2 separate regions of the Homo sapiens genome follow, and region 2 is linked to region 1. The links are chromatin contacts, found by Hi-C or POLR2A ChIA-PET in ENCODE. All regions are on one chromosome and are shown on one strand. Each heading gives the region's core, a stretch centred on a gene start or an enhancer-like site at or near the end of the contact. The rest is flanking DNA. Distances are from core to core; before and after follow the strand shown.

Region 1 (2,700 bases), core at 154-2,653:
CCCTCCAAAAGTCATGTTAAAACGTAAATCCCATTATTGAGAGGTGGGGCCTTTTAGAGATGATTGGGTCATAAAGGCTCTGGTCATAAAAATGGATTAATAGATTAGAGGGTTCATGAATTAATAGGTTATCAGAGGAGAGGCACTAGTGGCTTTATAAGAAGAAGAAGGGGGAATTGAGCAAGCACGCTCAGCCTCCTCATCATTTGATGTCCTGCATCTCCCTGGGGCTCTGCAGGAAGTCCCCCTGCCACAAGCATGAAGGTCCTCACCAGATGCAGTCCCTCAACCTTGAACTTCCCAGTCTTCACAACTGTAAGAAATAAATTAATAAATTCCTTTTCTTTATAAATTACCCAGTTTCAAGTATTCCGTTATAAGCAACAGACAAGGGACTAAGACATCCACATCTTTCAGAATGGGCCAGCCTTGGGGGAGGCTTCCTCCTCTGAACATCTTTTTATACTCTGTTCCATTCAGTTGGCATTTTATGTGCACTGTTCATCTGCCTTCCTAGTTCAACTGTTAAGTCCTCCAGAGAGGAGAACAATATTTTTCTTCTTTAATTTCCCTGTGTAGTGTCCCCTGTTCATAGTAATTGCCCTGGGGACATATAAAGGCCCTAAATGGGTTTCAGCTCTGTCTGACCAGTTCTGTTTTCACTAATTCAAGTATCTCACTCTCTGACCATGCTTTCTCAACCTCTAGTTTGTGGTTCATCTTCTCCTGCCCACTCCAGGGTCCCTGCCTTTTGATCCGCCAGATCCTCCAGTAAGGAGCAGGATAACTCCTCTGCTCCCTCCCAGGCCCTCTACCATATCCTTTCTTCACTTCCTCCATCATCAGCTTACATCATTTCAATATTAGCTGCCAATTTGGTAGCTCACTTGACTCTCCTCATGGTGTATGCAGCTGGCTAAACTATAACTTGCTTTCTCTGTTTACACCTGGGCATCTTGGTACAGCAAGGGAAGTCAAACCACAAGACCTATTGATTTTACCATAAATTGTGATCTCCAACCTCAGATGGCCCTAGTACCAGGCAAGGTCCCATCAGGAAACAGATGACACACTTAGAAAGGGTAACTGAGGAAGGCTTAAGAAAGGGAAGGCTGGGCATTGTGACTCATGCCTGTAATCCCAGGACTTTGAGAGGCTGAAGTGGGAAGGATCATTTGAGGCCAGGAGTTTGAGAACAGCCTGGGCAACATAGTGAGACCCAGTCTCTATTAAAAAAAAAAAAGAAAAAAGAAAGAAGAAAAGGAAGATTTACAAAGGTGTGGGTGGGGATAAGGAGACCCAGCAAGCTTCCACCTTTCATCCTGCAGGGGGAAGGGGGGACATTACCAGAACTTAGCAGCCTAGCAGGTAGCTGGGGCTACGGTCTTCAGTTCAGTAAAGGAATGCAGCAACTGACAAACAGGAAACTATTACCCCAACCTGTCTCTCTGCTCAGCCCAACTATTCTGCAGGCACCTCCGGATGACCAAACTCAAGAACCCAACAGAGCTGGGAGGGAGCTTGAATGAAGAAGTGCATAAAAAAATCAGCTCTTGAACCACAGCAGGATGGAGAAGAATGAAAACTTGGGTTGGAGACCAGAGAATATCCAGCACAGGCACTCAAGACTAGCCTGATTTATTCCCTAGCTCACTCTTAGAATTCTACTTTTTTAATATTTTTTTTATTTTTAGACAGGCTCTTGCTCTGTCGCTTAGGCTAGAGTACAATGTCGTGATCTCGGCTTACTGTAGCCTTGACATCCTGGGCTCAAACAATCGATCCTCCTGCCTCAGCTTCCTGAGTAGCTAGGACTATAGCCCACTATCACACCTGGTTAATTTTTTTTTTTTGGTAGTACAGATGGGATCTCACTATGTTACCCAGGCTTGTCTCAAACTCCTGGGCTTAAGCAATCCTCCTGTCTTGACCTCCCAAAGTGCTAGGATTATAGGTGTGAGCCACCACGCCCAGCCACAGCAATTTCAGACTCTCTTATACTTGCCTCTTTGATCTCACTCTGCAACCTTTCGCTGTCGTCCTATGATCTCACATCCTACCTCACAAAGAAAATGAAACCATTAGAGAAAAACCCCTTCAACTTCATATCCATAAAACCACTCATTCACTGTAAGAGTTAGAATTAAGTTTGGCTGTGAATAATAGACGCTCAAATAATCACGGTCTAAACAGGATGGAAGTTCATTTCTTTTTTAGGCAGCAATTGGCAATCCAAGGCTGGTGAGGTGGCTGTGCTCTACCAAGACCTCAAGACCCAGGTTCCTTGCGTCTTGCCAGTCCTCTGTGTTTTGTGGTCACCTCATTGCCTAAATGATTGCTCCAGTTCCAGCCATCATGTCTGTGTTACAGCCAAAGGGAGGGCGGAAGAGATGAAAAGTAGCCAAGAGAACAGCCGTCTTTCAGGGGGCTCCCAGAAGTAGCTACAAACCACTTCTACTTCATTTGTAGAACTTAGTCTCCTGGCTACCCCTACCTGCAAGGGGGTAAATGTCGTTGTTTATTCTGGTTGGCCATGTGATAAGTTAAAAATCAAGATCCTAGCCCATGGTGGTCCTAGCTACTCGGGAGCCTGAGGCGGGGGGATTGCTTGAGCCCAGGAGTTTGAGGCTGCACTGAGCTGTGCACCACTGCACTCCAGCCTGGACAACAGAGCAAGATCCTCTTTCATAAAACAACATA
Region 2 (2,700 bases), core at 170-2,669, 680 kb before region 1:
AGCCACAAAGATTCCTTTGGGAGGGGCCCCTCACCTATTCAGGCGAGAAAATAGCCCTTATCCCAGAGACTAGGGTTTGGAAGATGCAACTAACCTGAATAAGGAAATTTCTGGAAGTAGCCCTTATCTTCTACCTGTTTTATACTCCCCATGTATCCTCCCAGTGACTCCCCTAGAAATGTACTGCCCCAGATTTTTTCTTGTCATTTCTTCTCAAATGTATCGTTCTCAGCATAAAAGTGTCTTGCTTTGGCCAATTCCTTTGGATTTCACTCTTTTAAAGATTCCCAGGTGCAAGTAACACTAAGAAAATTTGTATTCCTTTCTCCTATTAATCTGCCTGATGTCAACCTGACTTCTAGATCCAGCTGAAGAGCCCACTAAGAGCTAAAGGGAGGTTGGAGGGGACCTCTGTCTCCCCTACACTGTCAGCTAGGCCTTCTGAGCCACCTGGCTTCTCAAGACCTGGCTTCTCAGCCAGACACAGTGGCTCATGCCTGTAATCCCATCACCTTGAGAGGCCCAGGCAGGAGGACTGTTTAAGTTTCAGAGTTTGAGACCAGCCTTGGCAACACAGTGAGACCTTGTCTCTTCAAAAAATTTTAAAAATTAGCCAGGTGTGGTGGCATGCACCTGTGGTCCCACATACTCAAGAGGCTGAGGTAGGAGGATGCCTTGAGCCTGGGGGGTAGAGGCTGCATTGAGCCATGATGGCGCCACTGTACTCTAGCCTGTGTGACAGAGCAAGACCCTATTTCTAAAAAAAAATAAAATAAATAAAATTAAATTAAAATTAAAAAATAAAACGCAGGAAAAGAGGTGAAAACTCCTAATTTCAGCTACCAGCAATATTTTACTGTAGCAGAAACTGACTAACTTTCCCTGCAAGGGTTAGACAGTAAATAATTCTAGGCTCTGCGGGCCACACAGTCTCTGTCACAATGACTCACCTCTGCTGTTTGAGCAGCTACAAACTGGCAAACAAATGAGTGTGGCTCTGTTCCAATCAAACTTATCTACAGACACTGAAATTTGAATTTCATAGAATTTTCACATTATGAAATACTTTTTTAGAAAACCATTTTTTTTTTTGTACATACGTAAAAACTATCCTTAGTTCGTGGCCACACAAAAACAAGCAGCGGGCCAGATCTGGCCCACAAGCCATAGTCTGCCAACTCCTGTGCTATAGTTAATTCAAGATATAAAAATGCTCAAAGAGGAGTACTCTGTTGCATACCTTATCCACAAATCCACACACCATCCCTGTGTAGAGAGCACACAACCCTTAGCTACTGAATTTTTCACTGTCCTCAAACTGTTCTACTTAAGAGCCAAAGTTACTTTTCATTAAACTTTTCTCAGTATTTCAACTACTGTTTCTTTTTAACCTAGCAACTATCAGGCCTACTCATTTCCTCTGCCAGGAGGCAATGGTAGCCCTCAAACCTCAAGTATGCACACCTTGCCTTTATTTTCTAGAAAAGGCCAGCAATCTAAAAATTAGGAAACCACCCTGTTCTGATCATGCTATTCCTAATATAGTGTTTTATTTTACTGATAAAACAAAGCATTGCTGACTTACAAATTATTGGACAGTAACAGTGTCCATGAACCTAAAAAAAAAGTGCCATCAACTTGACACTTGAGAGTTTAGCTAACAAAGTACACAAAGAACAAACCACATGGTTGGTGCTCCGTGGTGGGGGTGGCAGAAGCAGGAACCCGCTGACAAGCACATCACAGGCCCTCCAAAACCTCAGAGTATCTGTTCTTCCATTAAACCTGCCTCACTTGTGAATTCCTCCAGACTGAGCCAGTCTGAACTTGGCTCCTAGACTCTCTACTCAGGGAGGGAGAACTAGAACCTGAGGTTAGTCAGGTTCACACACCACATTAACCCTTGCTGGGAACACTTGGTAATTGCAACAGGATCTGAAGAGACACAGATGGTCCAGTCATCTTTACATATGCATCATTTGCGTCTGAAAATCCTGGCACTACCCATGACCTTGGGAATGAACAATGTGCGGTCATCTACCATGTCACCTGCTGTCTTCTTTACAACAAGACTGATCTTTCAGATCCTTCTTTATTTTTGCGTAGCTGAGGCCATTTCTGAAGCCAAAAAGAAAAGAAAAAGAAAAACAACAACAACAACAACAACAACAAAAACAGCTGACACGACAGTACAGTATAAATAAAAATGAAGAAACTTTATGTTGGATCAAGCTGATAAATTACTGTTCAACCAGCAGCCTCTCTAGCAAGGGCAGCTATCTGAGCTGAAGACACCTGGACTGCTCTCTGACTCAACTCTTATGAGTTCTGCTCATACCACCGAGTCAAGGCTTTAACAGTATTTGCATTTGCCGTTTTTCACTGTGATCTTAAGTCACAGTTTTTCACAGTGATCCTAAGTCTTCCATGCTGTGGTACAGACCCCAAGTTTTCGCAACTCAGAGGTGGGCCAAGTGCAAGGGGACCTGAGTCAGAGCCAGGTTTGATCCTGACCGCAGAGCTGACAGTGTGGACTTAGCCGAGTCACTTACTCTGATCTGTTTGCTCATCTGTCAAATGTGAATAATGACTTGTCCCCAGCCTTCTCCTCAGTGCTGGGTACAGGTCAGGTGAGATGACAAAGGTGAAACTGCTTTGTCAACTGTCGAAAACAAGTTATTTTCTTCTTCCATTAACTTT

The links. Hi-C counts contacts between places; a loop is a spot of excess contacts on that map. ChIA-PET counts read pairs that join two places held with the same protein, here RNA polymerase II (POLR2A). Pooled maps may share reads with other maps.
Region 2: a loop to region 1 is called in a pooled map, with 7 times the contacts of the local background. The contact joins two enhancer-like sites. A Hi-C loop is called at or near these places in 2 of 37 single-sample maps with no recorded cell type and 8 of 50 pooled maps. POLR2A ChIA-PET finds 5 or more read pairs at or near these places in 1 of 52 experiments (activated naive CD4-positive, alpha-beta T cell).

The regions. Positions count from the first base shown.
Region 1 is chr10:23,361,633-23,364,332 of GRCh38, forward strand. No RefSeq gene overlaps it. Among named protein-coding and RNA genes, the nearest start is that of C10orf67, 18 kb to the left of the region's middle. Within about 2 kb of position 1,404, at least 3 of the 41 ENCODE cell types and tissues checked have a DNase peak (open chromatin) inside an H3K27ac peak, as active enhancers do.
Region 2 is chr10:22,680,917-22,683,616 of GRCh38, forward strand. The region is part of intron 1 of PIP4K2A (phosphatidylinositol-5-phosphate 4-kinase type 2 alpha); the gene reads right to left. Among named protein-coding and RNA genes, the nearest start is that of PIP4K2A, 32 kb to the right of the region's middle. RefSeq lists enhancers at 1,448-1,567, 2,308-2,527. Within about 2 kb of position 1,420, at least 19 of the 41 ENCODE cell types and tissues checked have a DNase peak (open chromatin) inside an H3K27ac peak, as active enhancers do.